Linked DNA regions of Homo sapiens: region 2 is linked to region 1. The links are chromatin loops, found by intact Hi-C in ENCODE. Cell type or tissue: PC-3. All regions are shown on one strand. Each heading gives the region's core, and the rest is flanking DNA. Links, peaks and the distances in the headings are about the cores only.

What was found. A loop is a pair of places that touch in the nucleus more often than their neighbours do. Peaks named below come from ENCODE experiments on the same cell type or tissue, not always from the same donor. Only the 100,000 strongest peaks of a DNase experiment are listed, where the experiment ranks them.
Region 2: a loop joins it to region 1, with 3 times the contacts of the local background. A loop is called at or near these places in 3 of 110 quality-filtered maps.

What each region holds. Positions count from the first base shown.
Region 1 is chr2:8,304,822-8,316,261 of GRCh38, reverse strand. All of the region lies in intron 2 of LINC00299 (long intergenic non-protein coding RNA 299), which reads left to right. Among named protein-coding and RNA genes, the nearest start is that of LINC00299, 18 kb to the left of the region's middle. RefSeq lists an enhancer at 6,686-6,825. In PC-3, for the core only: no CTCF peak of the experiment used is centred there; DNase peaks (open chromatin) are centred at 9,071 and 9,551; H3K4me3 peaks cover 1,556 bases; H3K27ac peaks cover 2,116 bases.
Region 2 is chr2:8,189,271-8,206,894 of GRCh38, reverse strand. The region is part of intron 7 of LINC00299 (long intergenic non-protein coding RNA 299); the gene reads left to right. Among named protein-coding and RNA genes, the nearest start is that of LINC00299, 130 kb to the left of the region's middle. RefSeq lists enhancers at 12,749-13,324, 17,183-17,624. In PC-3, for the core only: no CTCF peak of the experiment used is centred there; no DNase peak of the experiment used is centred there.

The DNA.
Region 1 (11,440 bases), core at 8,590-11,089:
AGAGCCCCCCAAAACAGGCATTTAAAAGCTTAAAAGCAAAGTAGCCTCTTCTGACATAGCTATGATGGTTTCTGTCACCCAGGGTCTGTGCATGGGAATAACAATACATAGCTCACATTGAAAAAGTGCTTGAGGGTTCACAGAATGTTTTTTTCAGCCCTACACTTTAGTTGATGCAAGCCAGCCAGCAGCCCTGTGAAGCTGTGTGAGTGTGAGACTTACTACCTCCAGCCCAGCCTTCCCATGCTGGCTGTCCTGCTAAGCCCAGTGGGTGTGGCCTGTGCCTGGGTCTGCTGCTGTTACTCACCCCTCACTTCTGAAGCCACATCAAGCGTACTTCTGTCTTGAAGACTGCGGATCCGCCTTGAACAGGAGCCAGCTCTCATCGTGTCATTCCTGACAGATTTCTTAATTAATCTGCTCAGATTGTCAATAATGTAATTCACTGTTGATTTAGAAACTAGTTATATGAGGACTGCTAGGGCCATTGTGGGAAAACATCTGAATAATTCAGCTAATAGATGGGAAACTCACCCAGATCGCCAGGGCACAGGGAGAGAGCAGCTAATTCGAACGGGATGAGCTCAAGTAGGGTGATTCCAGCAAATTCCAGGGAGCAGGGAGAGGTTGTCATATTGCTAGGGGCAGCAGCTGCCTGGTTTAATTATTGTCATTTTGGTTTTTGGAAAAAAGCACATGGGCCCACACTTGCAGGCAGAGGCCATTAACACACTCTTGAAAAAGAGTGGAATTTTCAGTGTAAAGTACATGATGTGGCTGATTCTACCTCCGAGCTGTGCTCACATGTTAGTGGGGCTTATTCTAGGCAGATCATATTTATAATTTCAAATAATATGACTATAATTTGAAATTTGTGAGTTTAGTAATAAGTAACATCAGAGAAATATCAAAATGACCTTTCCCCCACTGGGAGATTCATAGTTGTTTGGGTTTTTCCCAGGATTGTGTAGATGTCTTGAGATTATGGTAATCATATCATCCTTTTTATACTTGGGGCCATGGTAGAAAATGCAGTTTATAGATGGGTGAGTCTAATGATGCGAAGAGTCTTACATAAACATAAAAACTCAATTCTATTTAGTTATATACTTAACATTTTGTTTTTATTGGAAATAATAAAATTATATGGAGTTGAGCTATTATACTAAATTTTTTGCTATGGAGGCTAGAGTTTTCACAACCCTTAAGTGCAGATAAGTTAGTGCTTAGATGTAAATGTTAAGAATCATGGTACTTTGGGAGGAAATGTTAATTTGGTTGCATTTATCTGCAGCGTCCCATGCTTTTCTTCTGTTTCTCTATCTTTCCTTCTCCATCTTCCAACATCCTCACATGCACAAGAGCACAGGTATGCACACACACACACGCACACGCATTGCCCTGTTGGCCACCTCTCTCCCAAATTTCTATCCTGAAGACCTTCAAAAAGAAAAAGACTAGCCATATCCAATTCCAATATTTTGACCCTGGTACAATTCTAGCACAGGAGAGTCGTCCTGCTTGAGGCGTCTTGCCTTATCTCTTAACCACATAATGGCTGATTTTATGTCTGAACTAGATTGGAAACTTTAGGGGACAGAATTGGCTTTTGGAAGCTTAGCAAACAGAGCTTCAGCAAATAATTTGTGAGTGAATCAGTGAAAGAATCACAAATGCACTGTCTGTGAATGAGCTCCGGGTTTCAGATGAATGTGCCCGCTATGGACCCTAGCGTGACATGGGCATGGCAGCACTGAGGATCAGGTGCGGGTGCACATCACAGAACACCTCACGAACACAGGCTCTGATGACACAAAGGCTAGTTCACTCTCTCTGTGAAGCTGTGGATGGCTGGGTGACCGTGGCATGGTCACCCCTACTCAGGCCCCTCCTGTCTTATTCTTCAACTATCTTAGCTCATGGCTTGCTTATATCTCAAGGTTATCTCATGGTCAAGATATTTGTGGGTGTTCTAGATATCACATCCATATTTCAGAGAGCAGAAAAGAGGAAGAGGGAAAAGAGTGCCACTCCCTTCCCTTCTGCTTTCATGAGGCAGCCCCCGCCTTGCCATTTCACCCCCACATATACATTTCATCTTGCACAGCCTTTGCCAGAGCTCAGATGGCCACACCCAGCCAGAGAGAGGGTGGTAAATGTAGTCTTTCCAGTGGAACATCCGTAACATTGAATAACATATGCCATGTTCTAGGGAGGCAGAGGGACTGGCTATTTGAAGATATTTTGCAGGATATGTCATAATACGTAACCTATTCCTAGCAATAGTACATGCTTTAAAACAAGCAATTATGATAGCTTTAATGAAACCACAGATAAATAATTCCCATATTTTATAGAGTGCTCAGGTATTTTGAATTGAGAAAATGATTTGAAAAAAAGTATTGTGTACTGATGCCCTAGACTAGAGAGCCTCTATCTGTCACTGTCCCTGTATAAATTCTCAGCTGTACTCAGGAAGACTAAGTGGTGATAAATGCCTCAGTTGTGGGCTGGTACTGTGGCAGGTCCCTGAGTTTTCTAGCATTGGCTATTGGATTAATGGTTTGTCTTTTATTGAGCAATAGTTTGTTGTGATTTAAGGGTGCCATGCTTACATTCTCTTATCATGTATTCCCTGGGAATCTAATTTGTAAATAATTACTTGACAGAAACTGAACTGGCTGGAAAATTCTGAGTATGCAGAGGCAGAGGCAGGCCCCTGGGAGGGGACTTCAGCTGAAAGGCTGAGCACCTGAATGGTCTGACCACAATTTCTCATCTCAGCAGTTAGCAGCTAATAAGGTCCCCTGTTAAAAAAAAAACAAAAAAACCAAATTCTCAGGCTCCAGAAGCAATGGACACGCTTAGCTGGTCATTAGCAGCCGTGGCTAGAGCAGCTGGCTTAGGTGGAGTGCTGATGAAATGATTTTCCCTTTCACCTCTTCACACCAGAGAATGTGGGGAGGACAGTGTTGTTCTCTCTGTATACAGAGCCAGGGGGTCTAGGGCAGGAGGGTTGCTATGGACTGAATGTCTGTGTCTCTGCAATTCCTATGCTAAAGCCCTAACCGCCTGTGTGGCTGTATTTGGAGATGGGGCCTCTAAGGAAGTAATTAAGGTTAAATGAGTCATAAGGGTGGGGCCTTGACTTAATCGGATTTGTGTCTTTACAAGAAGAGATAGCAGAGAGCTCCCTGCCTCTCAGTTTAGGTGCACATTTCTGGCCATGTGGAGACATAGCCAGCGGGTGGCCGTCACCAGAAACCAAACCTGCTGGACTTTGACTTTGGACTTCCAACCTCCAAAACTGTGAGGAATAGGTTTCTGGCCTCCTCACCTGCTCTCCCTCAGCAGGCGGGCCCACGTCTTCTGCCTTCCATGGGCCACTCATTCTCTGAATTTTCCATTTCAGCAGTGCCTGATCCTCTACTGGGTGTTCAACACTGGCTGCATTTATGGAGACCACAGACAAAAGATGGAAACAGCCTCCACCGGCATGGGGATCAGGCATGGGGCAAACACAGGAGACAAAACAGGTATTAGTTAACTCGTATTTAACACTGACAATACACCCATGTTCAAGGCACTCAATCCACATGAAATCATTCAAGGCTCAAAATAACCCTCCGAGGGAGGAGGGAGAGGCTGCTGCTGTCCTCATTCTACAGGGAAAGAAAGAGGCTTAGGGGTGTGACGTGGCTTTTCAGAGGACACAAAGCCAGTGAATGGCAGAGCCAGGGGTCACACCTGGACTGTCTGCATCAGGGCCCGCGCTGAGCCAGGTGCCATAAAACCATCTCACCAACATGTAGCTGACAGGTGCTTCTGTGGCTAGAGCCCAGGACCCCACCAGCACACAGAGGAGGCACCACCTCTGATCTCAGGGGCCAACCAGTATCTCCCAGGGGAAGTCAAATCTAAGTGAAGATCTGAAAGGACAGGCAGGAGCTTGCCTCTCATAAAGAATGAGAGAAGGGACTTCCAGACATCTGGGGCAGGGGAGTCCTGGGGTCCTGTGAATGTAGAGAGCAGGAGGTGGGGCTGGGAGGACTCAGGGCATGGGCAGGGGTCCACACCACGGGGAGAATGAAAAAACACAGAGAACCATCACAGGGTTCAATCAGGGGAATGGTGGGGTCACATTTGCCTTTTAGAAAGATTCCCACAGCTACCCTGTGGAGAATGGGTTGGAAGCAGGGTACAATGGGAGGAGTAGCCACTGCTTTTGAGGCAGGGAGACCGAGCAGAAGGATAGAGTCGCATTCCTGCAGATGCGATGGTAGCTCAAACCACAGCTGTAGAGGTGAGTGAAGAAATAGCCCGGAGTGTGCGAGCTGGCTTGTGTCAGTTTGTGAGAGCTGATTATTACACTTTGAGGAACCTGGGAAGCTGGTTATTAAACACAGCCATTATTAAACATTAAATTTTAAAAATTTACAACAAAACGGTAGCAAAAACAAAGGTGATAAATACTCAGATTCATCACTTCCTAATGATTTTGCTATGATCTATTTTCCTGAAGGTATTCTATGCCCCTCCTGTCTGTAGGGTGACATACTATATCACGGTGGCCACTGCCTGTCTCTTCCCAACTCTGCGTTCAGTGAAGTCACGTTGGTCTCCATTGGTAACTTAAAATTTGCTATTCTTAGGTGGGAGTGTTTACAACAAGGAAATTGGCAAACATTGAAAATCAAGTTTTATTTTTTTCAACTGAGCACACCTCTGGATAAGCCACTGCATTCTAGAGATAGAGCACATGGAGGAACCCCATTTATCCTTCCAGGATCCATCCCAGAAGCCTCCTCTAGCCTCAGCCAATAGCCTCTCTGCCCTCCGGAGCCTCCTAACCTGTCCTGCACTTCCCTCTCAACACTGTGGCTGGTGTCAGCCTTTCCTTTCCTTCTGCAGAGTTCTTGATGGCAGGAACTGTGCCTCATTCATCTCTAGAATAGAGGTAGCGTGGATTTGGGGCTCCTTATGCCTCTTTGAAATGAGTGGGCAAGTGACCGAGGGAGTGAGATGGCTTTGCTTTTCGACCTTTGTCTCTGTTCTGCCTTTTTGGGAGCCCTCTCTCACTTACTGGCTAGGACACTTAGATCATGATAAACCCTGAGCTGCTTTCGGCCTCTGAAGCAGCCTGGTGGCTGATGTGATGTTTTACATAAATGTCTGTACAGTTTGATGCCAAAATGTCTACTGAGAAACTACTTCAAAGGGGCTACTTTTGAAAGAAACTACTTTGAAAACGACCTGATAGTTAGCTGGGCCAAGGAAAATGTACCCACTAGCAAGGACCAATACTTCAAACGCATTCTGAAGGACAATTTAAAAGGAGCATCACGTGCCTGGATCACCTTGGGGGAAGTTGTCTTTGAAACTGATCTAAATCAAGGGCAATAGGGCACAAGGACATCAGATTTGTTTGAAGAAAACAGCATCCTGTTAGTCTTGGAAAATAATTGCACAAAGCCACCAGAGTGCCACTTCCTCCCCTCCTCCCACACACCCTCCCGCCACACCAGCCTCTGTGCATCAGGGACCTTTCCAGGCCCGTTTCTGCCTTGGGTGTCACTTTGGTTAACCATTTGAGGGCAAATACTCGGAACGTTGATAAGAGGGTTAGTTAGAAAGACACCCCACTTCTCCTGTTTACTTGTGGGTCACCCTCCTTCTCTGGGGCCCACTCCCCCAGGCTTGTCTTGGTAATTTTTTAGACCCCAGAGGTCAAGAGATCTGAGCTCAAGGATAGGTCACCCCCTCCCATGAGAGCCACGCTTTTGCCGCCATCTGTAAAGTTAAGCTGCTCAGTCCACTTGCCTGTGTCTCGGAGCTGCCGAGAAGTTGGAGGAGTAAATTATGGGAAGCCACCAGGGTGCTGAGCTGGGGTGCTAGTCATTCTCCACGCCGCTTCTAGTTTAAGTCCCCTTGTATTTTAAAGGAGGAACCCTAGTCCCAGCCACAGTGGGCAGCTTGACCAGGCCACACACAGCCACTTTACTGCAGGACTCAGGAGTGGGATCCCGTGCCCTTCTGCTCTAAACTACATCTGCCTTTCTCAGCAACTCTTAGTTGTTAGCCCTGTGTCAGATAAGTAATCTAACAACCAGAAATGATTGCCACCCATTTCGCTATAAATTTCTATCCAGGGAATGCAGACATACCCAGCCACCCCCACCCCATTGCCACCACACGCTCTCTGCCACTTGGTTTCAGATGGAGTAAAAGTCCCCCTCTTTTAACATAGCCATGTTAACCAGGTGACTGTTCTCTCCCTGTCAGCATTTAATATACAGCACTATAAAATCAGAATGCATATGCCCCCCTTTCTATAACTATATGTTAATATATAAATAATATTAACAATTGTGATAGCAACAACATATATAGCACTGACTATGTGCCAGGGCTTATTCAAAGTGACTTGCATATATTACCTCTTGTAATCCTGACAATTCTGTTAGGTAGATACTATGATTATCCCATTTTCATGTGAGGAAACTGAGATACAGAGAGGTTAAGTAATCTGCCCAAGGTCTCATAGCTAGTAATTGACAGAGCCAGAATTGAACACAAGCAGTCCAGTTTCAAAATCTATGTATATGTGGACACATATGCTTTACAGTGTGAAATACTCAAGACCCCTTGTGTTCTGGGTGTTAGGGTGAAAGAAAGGATTGTCAGGGCTCTGATGTGCTAACTTCAGACTCTATCCCACTGTACTGTCATAGGCCTGACCTCAGACGTGGTAAGTTGTCCCAGGAGGCTGGAACAAGACAGAGCAGATCAGGCACAGACATCCTGCCCTGGCCCTGGCCGGGGCTTCAGTCCCCTGCCGGGCCTCCCCACCTCCTAGGTTCCTGCTGCAGCTTCTTCCTTCACACTCTGGCCGTCTCTGCAGCTGTGTCAATGTCCTGTTCCCTCTGCACACTGAGCATGCCGGATCTTGTTGGCTGTCCTAGAGGGTCTGGCCTGACACAGATCACAGCTTTCCTTTTTAGAACACTGCTGCCTTCTCCCGGGTCACCAGTCTTGTCAGCTTCTCAGCTCTTTCCCAGGGGAAGCTGATCATTTACAGGACAGGACCTTCCAAAGCATGACCCGGTGGACCAGAAGTGACCCTCATCAGCACTTGCTGCCTTGTTTCCATGCTGGGTCATTTAGCTGGGGGACCAAAGACATAGACACAGAACTCAGAATTGCAATGCACTCCAGTAAGTTCTAGAAGGGTGCCTGCCTCTTGAGAGGAGGCAAAGCTTGAGAACATCCCTGTCTTCCCGCCACCCTGTGAGTCCCACTGTCCCCTCAGTCTAGCAACAGAGTTGGCCCTCAGTAAGAGTTTATTGGATAAATGTATTCCTGGGTCATCCCCACCTTCCCAGTTTTGCTCATTCATTTGTTCACTCATTCAGTTAGTCTTTTGTTGAACTCGTGTTGTGTGCCAACTGTGTGCTAAGTACAGAAAATACAGACACCAACTTTTAGCCTCAAAGAAACTTCATTCCAATAGGGGAGATGCGAATGTACACAGATCATCATCTTGCAATGAGGTGAACGCAGCAATGCAGACAAGACAGGCATTCAGGAGAGCCAGGCCTGGTGGCAGGGAAGGGCATGGTATGTGGGGGGTAGAGGAGGGGTCAGGGAAGACCCCGCCCAGGAGGAGAGAGAACTGAGAAGTCGCCCTGAGGCAGAAGAGCCAGACAGCAGGGCCCTGAGGTCGGCAGGAGATGCACCCTGAGTCTGCAGGCCGCCTTTCCATGACCGTGCTGCCTGATTTCCCACCAAAGCTTCTTGCTTTGGCTTCTGGGAGATCCTTTGGGATCACTCGGTCGAGAGGGAGGAACAGACCTCCGGAGGTTGACCACCTGTGTCCCTTCCTTTCTCTCCCTTCTTTCTACCGTTCTTTTCACTTGTTGGCAACATTCAAGTGGTCTCAGGAAAGTGGAGCTGCTTCTCCACCCAGAGCCCCCCCCAGAGCCTACGTTCCAATGACTGTAATGGATTCTAAAGGCTTCCCCAAATAAAGGCCATTTCACTACCTGTGAGCTTTGATAAGCGCAGGTTCTTCTAAGGCAACGTGGGCCTTTAGTGCAAGTTTCAAATGCAATCCTCAGACAAGACCATTTAAAAAGGCCTTTAAAATGCAGATAGCCTCCAGAATAGGTTTCAGGCTCCATGTAAATCAGAAGGCACTTGGAAACAGGGAAGCCAGCCTCCATACATCCACCCACGCACCGACAAGGCCCAGAGCCAGCACGTAAGCCTGAAGGGTTGCCTGTGTCTTTAAACTCCAATTACTTGGATGGGCAGGAGCTCAGGTGAGTCACTTCTGAAGCTGAGTCCTTGGGTAACAATCCCACATAGAAGATAAAACCAAATTGGACTTGGATTTCACACTTGATCCAGACTCTTGATTTTATTAAGGAAGCTGAGGCTGGTGGAAGTTAAAAGAAGTTTCGAAGTTAAAGCAACTAGTGAGCGGCAAAATGAGGACTCAGTGCCTTGCCTCACAACCAGGGTTTTCGCCACTACCTTACTTTCAGTTCTCGGCTCACTACAACCTCTGCCTCCTGGGTTCAAGCAATTCTCCTGCCTCAGCCTCCTGAGTAGCTGAGATTACAGGTGCCTGCCACCACACCCAGCTAATTTTTGTACTTTCAGTAGAGACAGGGTTTCGCCATGTTGGCCAGGCTGGTCTCGAACTCCTGACCCCAGGTGATTCGCCTCCCAAAGTGCTGGAATTACAGGTGTGAGCCACCGCGCCTGACCCAGAGCGAACTTTTAATGTAATTTACCAACACTTACGATCACCTCTGTGCCAATCATCGCACTAGGTGTTGTGGGGCTACACTTATATGCCAATCATCGCACTAGGTGTTGCGGGGCTACACCAACAAGGAGTGTAGGGCCTTGGCCTGTAAACATATTACTACAGTCTAGTAGGGGATGAAGGTTCCCATGTATTAAATTGACACACAGCGCTGAGTGGCATCATCACTAAACAGAGAGGTACAGGTAGCTGCACACTCCAAAATGTTCCTTTGAAAAAGAGAATTGAAGCCAGGGCAAACATATCATGCTGAGTGATGGGTACAGAGGGAGTAGGGAGTTCCTGGTAAACATTGTCTCTGGAAATATACCAGAATGAATCACTCTTTTAATATCATTATTCCAGCGATACCTTTGACAATTATTATTTAATTTTGTTTCTAAATCAAACAAAAGTTTTGAGTTGCTTTCTCTTCTCCTTTCTCATTTTCTTAGAATGAGCAGTGCTGTGTAAGATAGTGAGTGTGCACACATATACACACACACGCATTTGGAGTTTTTCTTTCCAACAGAGAGAATTCTGCGCTATAAACTCTCCTTCAGTTAGATTATATACAAGTGTTGACTTTCAATTCATACCTCTGATATGAGTCATTGAGTGCTCTGATTCTTAGTTTATTTGTGCTGCTTTCAGTAAAATGGATTGAATGTGGGGTTATCCAACCATGGTGTGGTGCCTTGCTGCCTCTGACACGGGGCTGATGAGATCTGAGTGCTTGGCACTATCTTACAGGAATGTCAAAATCAGATTTGGTCGGTAGCCAGCTTTCTACCTTCTCTGGAACATGGAGAGAACATCTGGGAAAAAGCTCAACTTATTACCCACAGCCCCAGACATTCCCATACCACCTCATCTCTCAGAACCTGACTCCACCCTGCTAACTGGCCTTGTGTACCGCTTCCATAGCTGACCATGGTCACGAACCTGCTTTAACATCTTATCTTTGTCTTAGAGGCGTTATACAGAATCATGGCTCAATTTTTCAAAGCTCACAACAAAACCACAATATCTATTTCTAAATTAAAAATTCAGATTTCCAGACTTCCCTAGCTACTGTATCTTCTCCCTCTCTTTTGGAGAAATTGTCTTTCAACATCTCCTCCAGAGTTGAGAGTTTTAAACCCATCCTCCGGGACAGGCTTCAGGGGTTCTCTGAATCCTCTTTCACATTCTGTGTAAACTTCTCTGTGTTTATGAGCCTTTGTCTATATTTCTGGAGGGAAGGCCCACCTGTTTATCAGATACTCATAGTGACCCTAAGGCCTCTCATGGGTTAAAAAATCTGTTACAGAGATTTCCCATGATTTTGAAGGCAGAAAGGATCTGAGATAGTGCTTAATTGAAACTCTCATTTCACATACAGGGAAACTGAGGCCCATAGAGATATAATTCTTTTTCTCAGACCAGTGCAACAAGGTAGTGACATCATAGCATGGGAGTCCAGAAGCAAAAATTTGATATTTTTTAAACTTGTAAATACCTTCCATTGTTCCTCATCTCACCTAAGATTGGATTCTGGGAAGCCTGGTAATTTGTGCACAGGGAGTAAGGAGGTTAGATGACTGTCTTTTGGAAGAACTGTTTTTCTCCTTTGCTTTTTTGGTAATTTACTCTGAAAGCTGGTAGGTATTTTATTTCCAGACTTGTTCAGAAAATCCTGTTCACGCTGTTAAAGTCTTTGCCCATGCAAATACCCAGTGCTGTTCTTGGCCAGCAGGAACCGTCACACTGGGACGTTGCTCCATTGTGCGTGTGTGCACGTTTCCAGGCATGTGCGCAAGTGTGCACTTGGTAATGCAATTGCAAAGCAAACTGCAAATGCCCATAATAGGAATCAAGAGAAAAGTCTCAAGTTAGACTTTTGTTTAACACTTGGCTTCCTAGAAGTTTGTAAAGAAGGTGTCTGTTTAGGGAAAGCCTTATTAAGCCTGGATGGTTGCCCTTAGCAAATGAAAGTGTTGACTAAACCTTGCTCTCTGTTGTGAAATGTAAGTCTAGTGAAATTCAAACACATTGTAAATTTACTAATCAGCTGTAATCAAAGTAGAGGGATATAAATACTCCCAGAGGGTGGCTCCCTGTGAGGACAACTGATGAGGTGACTTGGGAGGCCGTGGGTGGCTCTTAGGAGAGTTAAGGATGTCCATGGCCATCCCTGCTCCAGCATGAGCCTGTGTTTGTATGAAAGCACAGACTCCAAAACATCCTAGAAGATAGCTGAGAGAACACCTAGAATGAAACTTGTATTTTACCAGAAAACTAAGCCAAGGTCCCTAGAGAAATGGCTTTGCTTAGGCTTCACACTGTGGCTCAATGGCAGGTCAGAGACGAGGGCCCCACACCTCGGTGTCTAGCCAGGGATCTGGCCCTAGCACCGTGTTGCTGAGTCATGTCGGGCTGCCTAGGGGATGTCGCAGAAGGAGCTCCTGGAGGACACATGCGTTCATCATCTGCTCAAAACTGCACAGCAGGTGAATGGTGACATTGACACATCAGAAAAATAACAGACTGCTTGGAGGGCGACGTGCTAAGCACTTAACGGGAATTATCTTAGTAAGTCTTTACGCCACTGTGATGAAGTAGGTAGCGTTCTCATAATTGCCATTT
Region 2 (17,624 bases), core at 8,065-10,564, 110 kb after region 1:
AGTTATCTTACTGACAAGTCTCTTTTCCAGATCTGCACAGATGTAGTAAAATGACTTTTGTTGTATCTCAACATTTCTTCATCCCTCATCTCTTTTTTAGAGATGTTGCCTGATATATTAAGTAGGTCTATTTGCAAGTGAAAGGTGTTTAAATGCAACTGTCATATCTGCTGCCACTGGAAAAACTTGGGTTATTCCACTTGAATTTTAATGATGTTTTTAAATCTAATGTACATTTACCAACTGATAGTGATGACCAAGATGAGACCTGAACTGTAGGATGGAATTCTGGCACATTAGATTATTTGAACTTTTTTTTTTTTTTTTTGACTCTGATGTCTATTATCTGATGTGTGATGAGGACATCTCTGAACTTCATCATTCACAGATGATTCTGTGATTTTTACAATAATGATACTCAGGTTCAGCTGAAAAACATTTGAAAACACTGTCCCAAGCCTCAGTTATTTGTCTCTCTTTACCTTTATTGGAGTGTACAAGTTGATCATTTTTCAATGTTTCTGCCTGAATAAATCAAAGTCATCAACCTTTCTCCCTTTGGGTTTAGTCAGTTACCTTTGCTGATTCTTTGATGGCAGCACATGCTGATATAGTTCAGCAATATCTGGAAAGGTGGCTGGCATACCCATTCTCACCATCTCCTATGTGAGAGGCAGCCAGGATGACCCCGTGTGAGGAGGAGCTGTCCTTGCTCAAACACCATGCCCTGCAGCGTGAGTGGCTCTCCTCTACTCTCCAGCCACTGGGTTTTCCCACTCCTGGAGCCAACATTCTTGAGCCACTAGAGGACACCAAGTGCCATGTTTAATTACATTTTCTCCTTTCCTCAATGTCTACCCTGGCTTTGAGGACAAAACAAGTTTGAGTTTTATTGTATAGCATCAGTGAATAAATGGATAAAGAAAATATGGTAAATATACATATTAAAATACTATTCAGCTCTAAGAATAGTACTAAATCTTATCCCATTTGCAGCGACATGGATGGAACTGAAGGTTATCATATTAAGTGAAATAAGTCAGGCACAGGGATATTGCATGTTCTCATTCATAGGTGGGAGCTAAAAAAGTTGATTTCATGGAAGCAGAGAGTAAAATGATAGAGGCTGAGAAGTGTAGGGGGGATGAAGACAGGTTTGTTAGTGGGTATGAACATAGAGTTAGTCAGAAAGAATAAGTTCTAGTGTTCAATAGCACAGTCAGGTGAATAGAGTTAACAATATTGTGTGTGTGTGTGTTTATATATATATATATATATATATATATATATAATGATTATTATTATTTGAGATGGAGTCTCGCTCTGTTGCCCAGGTTGGAGTGCAGTGGCACGATTTTGGCTCACTGCAATCTCTGCCTCCCAGGATCAAGAGTTTATCCTGCCTCAGCCTCCTGAGTAACTAGGATTATAGGCATGCCACGAAGCCTGGCTAATTTTGTCTTTTTAGTAGAGACAGGGTTTCTCACCATATTGGCCAGGCTGGTCTCAAACTCCCGACCTCAACTGTTCCACCTGCCTTGGCCTCCCAAAGTGCTGGGATTACAGGCATGAGTCACTATGCCTAGCCACAATATATTGTATATTTCCTAATAGGTAGAATAAAAGATTTGAAATGTTTCTAACACACATAAATGATAAATGTTCAAGGTGATGGATATGTTAATTACCCTGATTCGATCATTGCACATTGTGTGTGTGTATCAAAGTACCATATGTACCCTGTAAATATGTACAATTATGATGTATCAATAAACACACACACAATAAACTTGTTGTATGCCTTTGTGAACCAAACTCGAAATGGAGTTTAAGAAGCATATTTCTAGGATAAAACCAGAAAGGCTATTTGAAAGTCCCTGAAGAGAAACTTGGCTTTGAAACAGCTTCTGCATTTTTCTACTTCCATATAATGTGATGATAACATTTCCCTCCCATGATTATGTGAGAATTAAGTGTAAAAGCTGACACTTACTGCATGATGATGCATCACGAGTACTGCCTGAAGACCTTTAGTATCCACAACAACTGACATGTTGTGTTGAACACACTCATACTTCATTTGATTGAATGGACTTACAGCCTACCTTACTGACACAGAGACCCTCTTAATAGGGAGCTTTCAGGATGTCCCCTGACATTTTATGGTGATTTATATATTTTAAAATATGAACCTATAGTTATTGCCTCAAAACACTTTAAATAAAACAAGCACGAAGTGGTTTTTTTTTTTTTTGTAACTGTGGTCTCTTCATTTGTCAGATTATTTGTGAGTCAGCTCACAAATAACAATTCACAAATTAGCTCACAAATAATTCACAAATCAGCTCACAATTAATAATTCACAAAGTAGCTCACAAATAATAAACAAGCTATGAATCCATAAATTCATAGAATATGAATGTAGTAATTCTTTAAAGAAAAGATTCTTAAAGTTAGAAAGGACCTTAATCTTTTCTCTTAAGCCATTTCTAATTTGAAGCAGGAATTAGAATCTGTCGTTTTCAGGCACTGCTTCAATACATGCTTCATTCTTGTATTCGTTCACTCAATGAGTATTGACTGTGCATGTACTATATCCACGTGATTCGTTAGGCACTGGGTAAAAAGGTCCCTAAGAAACTTAAAATCATGTGAAAGAGCATTTAAAGGTGGCAGGACCTACATTGAGTGTTGTCATGTCTAATGCTTATTGTCTGCTTATTCTATGCCAGGAAATGTTCCAAGTCCGTTACCTGGACTCATTCATTTGATCTTCATAACAAATTGGGGAGCAGGGTATTCGGAGTGCTGAACTCTCCCCATGCCTGTTCTACAGCTGAGGAAGGGGAGACTCGGAGCAATTCACTGCGACAGAGTTCCCACCCAGGCAGCCTGAATCCAGAATCTGGGCTTTTAATGAGGATGCCATAGAAGTTGCTAGAACGTAGTGAAGAAGTACCCAATTCAGCAAAGGGGGCTGGGGGCTGTGAGCTGTCACAGCTTGCTTCTTATAAGGTGGTAGCCAGAAACCAGGTATGGGGAACATGCCTTATACAAACAGGGCATTGGCCTTGGGTAGTTCATGAATGTATTCCTGAAAAATAAGGAAACACAAAATGAAAAGCTTCCAAATGTTATAAAAAGAGGGGAGGAAGGGAGTGCGTGAGAGGAGCCCACAGAACAGTACCCTGTGGGGAGATAAGAGAGCAGTCAGTGAGAATGGCAGGTTCTCTTTCTCATTTCCGTGGCGATGTCACTGAGACATATGCTCCAGCCGTTTCCATTCCTGCCGTTTGCCAAGATCCACCCGCTCCGCCCACCAGCCCCCACGCAGGCCGTTCTCTCCGCTGACGCCCTCACCCTCCTAGCCTGGCGACACTGTCCTCCTCTCAGCGCCGTTTCCTGGGGAGCAGATCCTGGCCCCACGACTGCGTGCATCCCTCCATTGCACATTTTCCTAGCACCCGCGGGTTTTCCCTCCTAGCATTCCCTGTAACTGTCATGAAGTCACTATTTGCTAAGTGCCTGTTAATAGACTGACTGGTCCTTCCTCCCGATTCTGAACTCTATGAGGACAAGCGCTGTCTCTCCTTTGTTGACCACTGCCCACCTGTCACCTAGGATAGGGCCAAGTTCAAAGTAAGTGCCTGCTGTCAGTTGGAATGTGGCCCCTCCGCACATCCCACCAAAAAAAAAAAAAAAATGAAATAACAAGAAAAAGAAAAACAGATATGTTAGAGTCCTAAACCCTGGCACCTTAGAATATGACCTTATTTGGATATAAGATATTTACACCAAGTTAAGGTAAGGGCATTAGAGTGGCCCCAATCCAGGATGACTAGTGTCCTTCTAAAAAGGGGAAATTTGAATACAGGCATACACACAGGAGGGGGCCATGTAAACATGAAGGCTGAGATCCGGATGATGCTTCTATAAGCCCAGGAACACTGATGGCGGCCAGCGAAGCACCGGGGCTGGGGGAGAGGCCCAGGACAGAGTCTCCTTCACAGCCTGAGAGGGAACCAACCCTGCCCACACCTTGATCTTGGACTTTTGGCCTCCAGACCATGAGATGGTGCATTTCTGTTGTTAAGCACCCGGTCTGTGGGACGTTGTTGTAGCAGCCCTAGCAAGGCAGCATAGTGTCTTCTAACTATTTATGGGATGCAAGAAGGAAGAAATGATGGGTGGAATCACTCAGCCCTTCCCCTTACTTAGAATAAGGGTGCATAGTCAATGTTTGTTGCTAATGCGATGCTTAGCCCGTGCCATGATTGTTTGTTTGTTTGCTTTATTTCTCCTTGTTAATTTCAAAATCAGAAGAGTTTAACTAACTTTAGCTCTCAAAAACCCCAAAATGATGTCTAACCTCCACAACATTTTGAATATTTTTCACCCTGCTGGGTTTTTGACCCGAGAGAAGGAAGCAGAAAAAAGATTGTGGTGTCTCCTGAGACCATGTGTGACACCAGGTATAATCATCAAATCTCAAAAATCACATATCGTAGAACCAGCATGCAACTGTAAGGGGAAAATATGAGTCATCCAAGCATTTGCGATGATCTTGTCATGCACGGATTGGTACCTGGCAGGCTTAGTTTTCTCTAGGATTTCTGCCACCAACTGTCACTACATACTTTTCAATTTGCGCTTCCCCATCACTGCCAAGAATGAAGTACCTCCATGCGACTTGTAATTACCGAACTGCTCCCACCACCCCCTCCCCAAATCCCTGGAGGTTAAATTTGCACATTCTGACAAAGTAATTTCTTGATTTTGTTTTCTGTAGGAATCATTGAGGGTTTACTGAACGAGTGCTATTGTAAACAGAGTCAGTGTCAACACCAGAAAGTGCTTCCTGATCTGGCAGTTTAATTGCTCTCCTGATTTCCATGCTTTTCACTCTTTATGAAATGTGACGTTTTCTCTACATCTTGTACAAATACAGGTATGAAAACATTGGGCTGGTTTATAAGTTAGAGCTAAAGTCTAGTTAAATGGCAAAGGTGATTTTTGCAAATAGATACATAGCTTTTTTAAAGCCAGCTTCGAGGTTTCTCAGGCATTCCTGAATGGCTTGAGATTGAGGTTCCAGGAGGCAGAACATCGAGGGAAGGCAAGGGATTCTCTGGAATGTTATTCAGTGGACCTGAGCACTCAACTGCCACTTGAAACGTTAGTTTGTCGTTGGCCCTTTGGCCAATGGCACAAGTACCTCGGCTGCACTGGGGGCTGCCTTTCAGCTACATTAACCTGCTTTATAGTTCATAACGAGCCTTGGTGATTGAAGTCCACATAGCCACTGTGGGTTCACCTCTTGTCCAAGACACAGGCATGTCTCTCGACCCCCTGACCTCCCATTCTCTGAGTTCTTGCTTTGCCCCCTACATCTGTTCTGTATCTTCAGATTCCCACCTCTGGCTTTTCCCTGGATTCTTGATCTCAGCCTGTCAGCACACTTAAATGTACACCATCCTTAAAACAATAAAACAAAACAAAATCCTTTTAACAAGACTCCTCCTTGGAGGACAACCCTCTTCTCTCATTTCCTTTCTTGCAAAAGCCTGCACAATGGACATGTATCATCTTCTCTTTCCCACTTTCCATTCACATTGGCTACTACTCTGCCACCTCCCTGTACCTGCTCTCATTAAAGTAACCACTGTTTCTCTAATTTCCAAACTAGGAGGCTGTCACTCCTCATCCTCCTTGGCTTCTGAAGCACCTAACAGTGTTGAGTGAGCAGCTATGTGCTGAGCTAAGACAAGGGAGTTTGGTAGCTAGTAAAAGGACAAATGGGTATCCGAGGTCAATGAATGGTTCTGAGGTCAAGTATAATTCTCTGCTGGGAATCATTGACAGACTCAACTTCATCTCTTTTTCCCTGAACTGGCAGTTATTTTAGGATTTGTACTCATATCTTTCTCTTCTCTTCTTCATTTTCTTCTCTCATCTTATCTTCTCTACTTACTTATATGTTCTTCCTGGGCGACATCATCATTTTTTTTCCAGCTTCAAGTATATCTTGAATTCCAAATCTTTATTTTTACTAAAGCCATTGGCTGAACTATAAACCTATATTTTCAAATGCTCATTGGACATAACTCCAGTAAAGTGTTATAGGCATTTCACCTTAACACACAAAAGGAACTTGATAATATCTTTAAGTTTGTTCCTCTCTTTATATTCCTTTTTTGTTTGAGATGGAGTCTTGCTCTGTGGCCCAGGCTGGAGTGCAGTGGTACAACATCCACTCACTGCAACCTCTACCTCCCAGGTTCAAGTGATCCTCCTGTCTCAGCCTCCCAAAGTGCTGGGATTACAGGCATGAGCCACCATGCCCAGCCCCTGTCCTTATGTTCTTCATTTCAGACAAATGGCAGTGCCACTTTCCAGTATTCTAAGCTAGAATCTTGCATATGTCCCCAATTTTTCTTCTATTTTATTTCTTACCTTCAATGTCATCAAGTTTGGTCAATTCTTCCTCATACACAACTCTTAAAAAATTCATTGTTGCTTTTCCATTTGCACTGCCATAGTTTTGGTTCTGCCCTTAGCATCTGATATGGTTTAGCTCTGTGTGTCCACCCAGATCTCATGTTGACCTGTAATCCCCATGTGTCAGGGGAGAGACCGGGTGGGAGGTGATTGGATCACGGGGGTCGGATTTCCCCCTTGCTGTTCTTGTGATAGTGAATGAGCTCTCCTGAGATCTGATGGTTTAAAAGTGTGGCACTTTCCCCTTCACTCTCTCTCTCTCCTGCTGCCTTGTGAAGATGTGCCTTGCTTCCCCTTTAGCTTCAGCCGTGATTGTAAGTTTCCTGAGGCCTCCCCAGCCATGCAGAACTGTGAGTCAATTAAACCTCTTTTCTTTATAAATTACCCAGTCTCAGGTAGTTCTTTATAGCAGTGTGAGAACAAACTAATACAGCATCTCTAAGGCCCGATAACCAAAACCTAGTCCAGCACTTTTTTCCTCAAGGAAGTGCAAATCCCTTGGGCGTCATGTTCAAATGTGGATCCTGACTTCGAAGATCTGTGTGGGGCTTGAGATTCTGCAATCTGGCAAGCTCCTAAGGGCTGCTTCTTGTTCCTGGACCTCACCCTGAACAGTAATGACCTCAACAACTACTACCCTTCTCTCAGGCCTCATTCCCTCTGCCTTACCACTTGCCCACCCTCTGTTCCACCCCAGCCTCCACCCTGCACACCACTCCTGCACTCCCAAGTCATTCTCTATAATCGTGACTATCTTCTAAATTCTTAAAGTGGAAATATGATAATGTCACTGTCCTGTGTTAACAGCTTTAATGGGGGTCCCATAGCCTTCAGGATAAAGTTCAAGCTGCTTAATAGGAGATGCAGGGTGACTTTGATTATCTGAAATCCACCTGCGTCTTATCCCCCATGCCCTCTCAGTCTGCAGAAAATGTATGCACTTTTTTTTTAAGAGAAAAGGATCAAATAATGTGCTGGATTCTCAGAGTGTTATTTGGGTTTGAGAAAGAGGAATGACCACAGTCCTTTCTGCATTAGGAATTTTTTTTGTTTGTTTTTAGAGTATGATTCAGAGACCAATTTATTCCCAAAGAAAATTGCCATTACATCTATTAAGTTTTTATATTAAAACATTTTCTACCAAGGGATGACTGTCACTCTGAGCAACTGTGCCACTGTGAATGCCTCATGTGTCAGCACAGCTTATTATCTAGCTCTGAGCAGAATGGGAGTGCTGCTGAATTAGTCTTGAGGAAATTTTATAGATGAGGAAGCAGTAGCCCACATAGATTAGACAATTTCCCTGAATTTATAAAACTCAGACAGTGCCAGAGACTAGACTAGACCTTGAATCTTTGGGACTCTTGTCTAGTACTCTTTGCACTGAACCATGAAACACCATCCTTCCTTAGCAAGGAAAGATGGGGTCAAAGTGAGATGTGACAATGAGGAAGTGTGGCAAGTTAAAGCAGCAACAAAGCTACATGCCTCAGCTTCTGGGGTTCTTCCTTCTTCAATATTTCACTTCAGGGGAAGATGTGGCAGTGCTTAGATGCTAACAGAAAAAACCAGGAGACACAGAGCTGGTGTGGCAATGCAGAAAAGGCCCGTGGATTGTGGCTGGAAGAGGTGGCCAGGAGTGCCAAGTGTCAGGGTGGTGGCCTGTAAGCCACAGGTAGGGGAATGTAGCTTCGTAGCCTGGTGAAGAGGGGACAGGGCTGGGGACACGTCCAAGGAGTCATGTTGGTTGCATTCCAATATTTTGCTGCACTGATGAAGTGACAGGGAAGTGAGTTTCTGCCCAGCATTGAGGAATCACTCACAATTCCGTTGTGCAGGAATGAGAGAAGACGCACTGTGCTGTGGGAGGCGTTGCTCCAGGACTCCAGCCGAGTTTCCGTGACTACAGAGCATGGATATGGAGGATGCGATTCCTCCATAGTACAGGAGACTGATCAGATGACCTTGGGTTTCTCCTTCTGCACCCATTGCCAAGACCATATGTGCTTAAGTGAGGAAGCTGTGAATAAGGGGTGCTTCCCTCATGGCCAATTCAGGGATCATAGATGTAGGTGAGGAGGTACACGGATGACAGCCAGGATCAGGGAGGGCATTTTTAACCAGGCTGCCTCCCCCGAATCTGCTCTAAAGATGGGACTATTTTCTCCGTATTATTTTATAGGATCTTTTATGGCTAACTCATCTTATAGATTAAGCCAGTTGTCAAAATGTTTCTGTAAAGGGTTAGAAAGTAAATTGTAGCCTTTGTGGGCCACAAATTTTCTGTGTTAACAACTCAACCACATTGTTGTAGCACAAAAGCAGCCCACAAACAATCTGTGAATGGATGGGTATGGCTGGGTGTCAATAAAACTTTATTTAGTTTTAAACAAAACAGACGGCAGGTAGAGTTTGGCCCAAGGGATTAAATTATCTTATGGAACAATTGGCTTTGTATTTAATTTGATACATTGGTTGAAAAACAGAAAATGGATTCTGCATGTATTGATTTTCTACAATGTGCATCTGACTATATGTGTTTATTTGTATGATCTTTGTTAGTCCTAGAAATAAAAAAGGCTTCCATGTGAGTGCTAGTTTAGGCTTTGGCTAATGTATTAAAACATTGCCTCAATGTCTGGTCAATCTTGGTCAAGAGGACAAGGGCTACTTCTAGTTCCTGCAAGAGGCTTCAAAACCTGCCAGCATGGTGAAGGGAGGGATATGTGGATATGTGTTGACTTTCAAAGCTGTAAATTTACTATCAGGATTATTCATCTTTAAAGACACTGATTTATCTTTTGGGGACATTTTTAAAATGTCAAAATAAATAGCACTTGACATTAAAAAAAATAGTATTGAGCACTCAGAGAGGGTGAGTAGGAGAAGCATCTGGACATGTGGAGGCTGGGTTCCTGGTACCCCCGTTCATTACTCTTTTTGGAATGATGGCAAAAGGTGGCCACCACTACATCTTTGGATCTGTTTAATCTCCAGCTGTGAATATGTGATCAGTCATCTCTTGGACAACAAAAGACTTTTCCCAGGATGAGCAGTGATTTCCATGTGGTTGCAAGGGCTTTATATATGTGCGGTTCTGACAGGGTTCGGCCCTGATGATGTCATCTCTCGACTTGGTGTGACTTACAGTGAGCATGATTCAATGGCTTGCAAAGGAGATCCTGCACTTACCACTTCTACTATTGACTTTAACTAACTTATTGTCTTGGGTGAGTTGTGCCCCAGTTTTCTTCCTAATAGAAATGAGGAAAATAATACTTACAAGTTTGCAAAGCTCCCTGAAATTTCAAGTGTTACATACTATCAAAGTGAAAATTATTATAATCCCTTCTCAGTTGCTGCCTTCTATTTACAAACAGCTGACTTCTGCCTCCCACTTCTGGATGAGACATAGAACCAGCACCCAAAGCAGACTCAAAAGTTTTTAAAGGAAACGTGTGTTCCATGGAACATGGAAAATTAGGAGCGCAACTTTCAGAGTGTAAGGAAACCGAGATTACCTGCTGCAGACGTTTCAGGCTATTTGGCTAAAATTCCTTCATGGATGGCAATGTATAGGGTGAATTTAGCTCAGCAAATAAACACTTTTCAATTCAAATGTGAAACTAGGGAGCTATCTAAGGCAAAACCGTTTTTGAAGAATCTTTATTCTCTGTAGTTTCTTGGAATTAAAATTTCTTGAAAGAATTTTATTTTATTTTTATGCATTTTAAAGCACATCATTGCAAGTACATAAAATCCACCTTCAGAATCCCCACTTCCACCATTTTCAAAATGGATAGGGCTGGCTGAGCACTGGCATGACATTCGTGGGGGTTTTCTAAGTTGCATTCTGTCATGTGCTTGGTGAAATATGGCAAAGCATATGGACGGTGGGTGATTCATCTCCATGTAAGATTTCCTGGGAAAAGCTGGGATGCATTCAGTTTGCAGAATTTCCCCCACGGTAACCCACTGAAGCTTTTGCCTTAATAAAATGGAAGTATTTGCTCTTTCCAATTTTCAAGTGAATGATCCCCCAGTGTGCTTTTTAAATGAATGTTTTTCTCATTTTTTGACTTTGTGTGACCCCCATCTCCTTTTCTAGTCTTAATCATGAGGGCATCACCCAATTCAGGCAGCTGGAAGGGGTCTTTTAGTTTACATGTTCAGTGGAGGTGCTGGGGACCAGTATCGAGTCTCTTGCAGTTATAGGTGTCCCTAAGTGAAAGGACATTATTAAAACTGGAAGAATATTTCAACAAATATATTGCAGCATATAGCTTAGTGATGGCAGAAGGTAAATATTTAGGCAGCACAAGCTGTTGATTGCAAAAACTAATTCTGTGGGAGATCAGGGTCAAGTGCACATACTAACAGTCTTTGATTTACAAGCATTATTCAAAAATCGAGCTTAATTTACAAAATGCTAAGTGGTCATGTTTGCTCTTGCCTTGAAGTACACATCTTTCATATTTGACTTCAAAGCATCAAAGACATGACTGGAAGAAGCTTGAGATGTGGAAGTTTTTCACAACAATATGAAAATGCAAAAAAGCAGAAAATTTTTCTTTAAGTAGTTTGCTATAATTAAGCATTTATTTTACATTCATAAAATGCAAAATGGCGAACCATTGAAAATTGTTTCCTTTAATTTGTTTACTTTTAAGCTTTAAAAATGTTTAATGTCAGAAGAATTCATGCTATTTGGTTCAATGAAAAAATCAGGATACAAATATGTACACTATGTTTCCATGTCTATAAATTTATCAGCAATATGAGGTTAAGCCATATGAAATTGCTGTTTTGTATGTCAAAATGTGGTTTGATATAATATCAAATGTTTCAAACTATATGGACAAGAGAAAAATGCACACACACAGAAGAGAAATACCAAAAGTTTGGTATGATGATTATAGACAACTTAAATATTTTTTCATTTTCTTATCTATACTTTCTAGAATAAATGTGTATTGCTTTTTTATAAGAATTTTTTTTTTTTTTTTTTTTAGATATTCCAGTGGCAAACCTTTCATTGCAAAAAGAATGGGACCAGGAGTTTATTCATACTGTTTGTCAGTGAATTTGAGGGTTTTTAGTCTCTGGTCTCCAGAGTTCTTTAGAAATTACCAGACTTAGTGAAAACACCTTCCCTTTCATGCCCTTCCCTTCTTTTACCTAAGTCGACTCCCCCAACTTAACTATGAGACACAAGCATCTGGCCCTAAGCAGGTGCTCAATCGATACTTGTGAATGATTGGAGGAGTGAATACATGATGGGAAGAAGGATTAAATAAATATTATGCAATACTTTCTGAAGTTTTGCTGATTTCCTCCCAATTGAACCAACTGGCTTGTCCTAAGAATAGGCTGTGGCTGGATCATAAGTCCATATACAGGTAATGTTAAGAAGAAAATCAGGCCTACAGAAAAAGACAAAAGCAAAAAAGACCTCCAATTTAGTTTAGAAGTCTCTTTGCAATTCTTTTGGATAGGATATTATATACCAGGGTAAAAGTCACAGCTCATTATGAATTTCTGGAAGATGTTAGCACTCCTGGCCCCTTACCATAGAGCATTTGGAAACAGCTTGACCTACAGGGCAAGTGAAGGGTGCCTGGCCTGGGCCCCTACTCCACTTTTGGGTCCTCCAGAGACTTGCGCGCGCGCACACACACACACAAACACACACACACACACACACTCAGAACTTCAGCTGTTAAGAGAAGCACTTAAAAATACCCCTTCCCAGGGGTAAGTGTTAACGATATTTTATATGTCCAGTTTTCCTTTCAATGACTATTCACTTCTACTTTGGAAGGAGGATGGAGGGGAAAAAAGATAGAAAGGGAGAAAGAGAGGAAGGAAGGAAAGAAGGGAGGGAGGGAGGGAGGAAGGGGAGAGGAGGGAGGAGGATGGTGGGAGGAAGGAAGGAAAGAAAGAAGGAAGGAAGGAAAGAAAGAAGGAAGGAAGGAAGGAAGGAAGGAAGGAAGGAAGGAAGGAAGGAAGGAAGGAGTAAGTAATAGGAAGGGAAAAAGAAGGCAGGGGGAGATTTTTAGCCATGTGAAATCGTTCAGTCTTTTCTTTTCGCAAGTGGTAGTAACAAAAGTCCAAAGGGTAGATATTGATTATTTACCAGGTCACATGATCGATAGAGTATTATTTCCATCCTGTGATTACCTCTAGGTGAGGCAGGCCAGCCTAGATGGTTCTAAGCCTCTGAGTAGAGCATGTCCTGAAATTAACTTGAATAACCTAATTTCTGCCTTCAAGTCGATCTCTTCCTACACACTGTGCTAAGGGCAAAACAGAAGTGAAACAAGAAAGATTAACAAGATCTGTGCCAGCTATTAGAGGAGAAGTCATTGTTTGTTCGCATTTAAGGAGAAAAGGACACTATTTGGCAGCGTGGGGTGCCTCTGTGCCGGCTGGAGCTAATGATCGTCGTCAGGATTGAGCTGGGAGGCAGGTGCCCATCGCCTGGCCCTGACTGCTCTTACTGACAGGTGCTAATGGGAGGGGCAGGACACAGCTGCCTGAGCAGGAATCCCATTATCCTTTGCTGAGTATTGATTCGCGCTGTGGGATGCTTCCTTTCTGGCTGTGTTAATTTTCACAATGCACATTTACCTCGTCCTCGGCACACAGAGAGAGTCAGAGGTGCTTGGGGTAAACGTAATGGGCTCTGCCTTCCAGTCTGCAGAGGTTTTGTCTGTTGGGATGTAGGCTTTCTCTAATTATAGTGCCTGCTTGGGGACGAGGTCTGGAAGAATAGCTTTGCCACTAACATAATTGCCTGAGGTGCATAGCAAATTAATCTAATGACATGAGGTGCATTTGGAAAGTTGGGGTATTTTTTGCATCCATAAACAGTAGTTCTTATTTTAAAACTTGATGTTTTGCACAGAAAATTCAGGAAGTGATCCAACAGTTGAAATCTTAGCCATCTACAGTCATCTGAAAATGTTCACTCTCTTCTTTGTTTACAATTAAGCCTTCTAAAAATTTTTTAGAGCTAATTTAGAGATGATCTGTGCCTTTGGCCATGTTCTGGAATTTAGTGGTTTGTGTTGAAGGGCAAAACATGGGTGGGTTGGGTTTATTGCAGTTAAAATTACTGAGTCTAATGTTTAAAGATGTATTATCACATAGATAAGGCAGATTGTACTCGGAAGAATTACATACTGCAGACTCACCTCTGGGAACTAAAGCGGCATTCCAGTTACCTTCCCTAACTCTCCCTAGCATCAGCCAGTCCATATCATTTACAGAATTTCTACTTGTTAAAGAACTCCTTCTTATTTTGAGCAAAATCCTGTATTTCTATAGATTTTATGTGAGTATATATATGTGTGTGTGTGTGTGTGTGTTTTGTATGAAGACAGTGACATGTTAGGTAAGTTTAAGACCATGTTTAAATATTTGTACATTTAGTTTAGTTCTCGAATTGTCCCAATTTCTTTCAGCTTATGTGTCTGCTTTCTTAGGATACAGAAAGTGTACGAGGACTTACTTTTGAAGGGATGCTAGTCACATTGGCTGCTTTTGTTTTCCAACCTCTATCTGGTCGTTTCTCTGTGAGTATTCCACCCTCAGCATTGTGCTTGTGTTTCTGCATTAGTGATGGACTAGGGCTCTTTTGATTCCTTTATAAAGACAAAGTGATACAAAGCAAGGAGAGATGGGCCCAGGACCTTGAGAGGAGGCTGTGCTAGCCCTGCCAGCTGTGAGTTCTGTTCTCTGGAATTACATCCCTTGTTCATTTGCCCTGCTTCTGCTTAATGAGGTAAATTCATTCTAGAGGTTTAAATATGTAAAAAGCAGATTTGCTAGGGATAGAACAATGTATATGAGAAGGTCAGAAATGTTTCTTATAATGATGGCATGAACTCCTTCCACTTCCCAGAAAGCTCCAGGTATTTCATATGCAACATTTCCTAGCTTTCTGGAAGAGTTCTAAAGTGATCGGATTTCAGCTTTGCACCCCATTCATTCAATTAGGGCTGTGGAAGCAGAGCACGTCCACTCAAGAGCTGGAGGAAGAGCCAGTCATGGATTTGATGATAATGTCTGTGTCTCCCTAGAACTTGCTGACATAAGAGGCCCGTCTTTTTTAATGCATCATATTTTTCTGGTTATACAAGTTATTATGTAGCTATTGCAGGACATTTTAAAAAATGACAATCATCTATAATTCTGCTATTCAAGAAATAATAACCATTGTTACTATTTTGATAATTTCTGCCCATTTCTAATCATATGATTTCTGTATCCTTTTTATCATTTGCTATTTTGCCAAAAAACATTTCCCTACCACATTAAAAACTCTTGGAGGGTAGAAGTACCAATGACTGAGTAACGTTCAGGGCGAGGAAGAACACTGGGGGAGGTTGTTGCATCTCCGTGAACTCTGAGCACAGTGGGTAGAGGAAGGAGTTCTCCAGGGCAGGTGGGAAACACTGATGGACAAGCTTTGGGAGCCTCTTGGCTTTTAGATTTCTGTCCTCCATTCGATTTTATGAAATGGAAGGTACAGCGGAAATGAATGAGGAGCTGTATAGAGTTAGCATCTCTGAAAAAAGACGATGATTGGTGTAAATGGATGGAAGGGAAGTGCACCTAATGGTCTTGAGAGCTGAAAATAAAGTTGATCTAAAGCCTGAGACATGTGGGCCACAGAAGGGCCAGGTCTCTGGTGGAGTGAGTTGTTGAGAAAGAGCTCAGAGGTGATGAACTGAGGTTTAGAGTTCCAACTCTTGAGGCTCAATCTGCTTCCCCTCTCCAACACGATCCTGCAAGTAGATGATTCATTCAAAGATAAATATTCATTAAAAGGCATGAGACCTATGCAAACTTACTCCTATCATGAATAGAGAATTAGAATACGAAAAGTAAAGGATATATATATATATATATATATATAATAGGTATGCGTGTGTGTATATAGGTATATATATGTGTATATGTGTATGTATGCACAATATATGTGTATGTGTGTATAGATAGATATCTCAGGAAAAAATGGTGCCTTAAAGACTAAGAAATATATGAACACATAGTTCTCTGTGGATTCAAACATATTAATGAAAATGTGATCTTTCTGAGATAAGGACTCAAGGAGAAACATAGGGCCTTTAAGTAGAGATAAAGAAACAAAGAAATTAAATGAGAAATAATCATTACAGAAATTAGAAAGTTATTATAAGAAGTTAAAAAAACATACCTGGCTAAAATACATGCTGGGATATAAGGAGCAAGTTGGAAAGACTGGACAAAATGCAGCAGAAAAAGAAGCGCATTGCAAAGGGTTATAGTAGAAAGCATTGGTAGTTAAGGCAGATCTGGGATATCTCATATAATCACAATCCTACCTGGAAAAGAGAAGGAAAAAATCATGCAAGGTAAAAATCTTAAATGCTGATTTTAAATTTTTGAAAATTTCTTAAAAGATCAGAGTCCACACATGGAAAGGCGACATGCTCCAGATAAAACAAATTCAGAACAAAACTACTCTAACATATTTTACTAAAACTAGCAGAAATATTTCTATGGCACACAGGGAAGAATCAAATTTTCCTTAAGGAGAACAAGGCTGGTTAGCCTCAGACCTTTATAGCACTCAAATGTGGAAGAAAGTGGAATAGTATTTACAAAATTCTTAGAGGATGGAAGTACAACTAAAAATGTTTATATGCAACCTTCCTGCTATCCAAGTATACAAAAAACAGACCTGTCTCTTGAGGCGTTTATACTCTGAATACTCTCCAGAGTATATACTCTCAATAGCCCTGCCAGAAAAAAAAAAAAAGCCAAAAGTATGAGAGAACAAACTGTAGACAAACAGAAGATGAAGAGATATGTTAAGGTGAAGGAGGAGAAGGAGTAACAGGAAGAGGGTAAAGAAGAAGGAAAAGAATGAAGGAGGGAAGGGAGGAGAGAAGAGGGGAAGGAGGGAAGAGAAAGGAAAAGGGAGGGAGGATGGAAGAAAGAAAAAAAGAAAAAGACTAGTGGTAACATTGAATTCACTGAAATGAAACATGAGGTTTTATGACCATGGAGAGTATGATTACAGAGTAGGATGCAAATATTACAAAATATTATAATAAGAAATTAAAAGAACATTGAGCTTGGGCAAGGAGAGAAGATGGAGAGATCTGAGGAATAAATAGATGCAAACGACGAGACATAACTGCAACAGAAAGGGTGGTGATGTGCGCAGGAAATGCAAATAAAAATACAATAGAATTGTAAAATTAGTATCTAGCAAGTTTTAACGATAAGCAAAAAACGTGAAGCAAAGATAAATACTATATTATGAAAAAAGTTTACAATTTGTAATGAAGATTAATCATGAACATTAAGGCACCGAATGTGAAAAAAGTCATATGGGAAACTCAACAAAACAAGTAAACTTTAATGTATCTTTGTTAGCTTATGCTGTACCAAATAAATGAAAAAAAGCAAAAATATAGAAGACCAAATAATAATTATAAGGTACATAAAATACATTTGTATTGATGGATCAAATGTCAGGCCACAAAGAAGAAACATTCTGAATGTAGAAACAGTTCGGGTGTTGGCTGAAGACAGTGCTGTGGAAGCTGGAAGTGAGCAGCTGTGGTAGATGCTACTCAGGACCTCTCCATAGTCATTTTTTCTGCTGGCCTTTTTGGTGGAACCTCTGTTTTATTTGGGTGGCAACAGTTGCAGCTGGGCCGCCATCTGACACAATTCTGACCAGTAAGAAACTTCTGGAAAGCTTTTGCGTTCTTGATGCAGGGCTAGCCCTTAATGCTCTCTCCACTTTTGGTTTCTTCCTGCTTGGAAAGCAAATGTGACACCTGGAGGGGGCAGCCACCTTGTGACTACAAAATGAAAGACATGAGGAAAAGTGGCTGCACGCCCACATCTCCAGCACAGCCCAGGGAAGTGATGGGGAGGGGCTTTGTCCCGGGCAAGGCGGCCCAGTCCTCACATGAGTTTAAGGCAACACTGAACTGTGGTTTTCTGTATTGCAGTCGAATGATAACTGGCAGAATAATCCAATGAAAAACAAATCCCTTACAACCTAGAAATAAAACAAAACCTAAAATGGCAGAATATTTAAAAAATAATTATTATGGAAA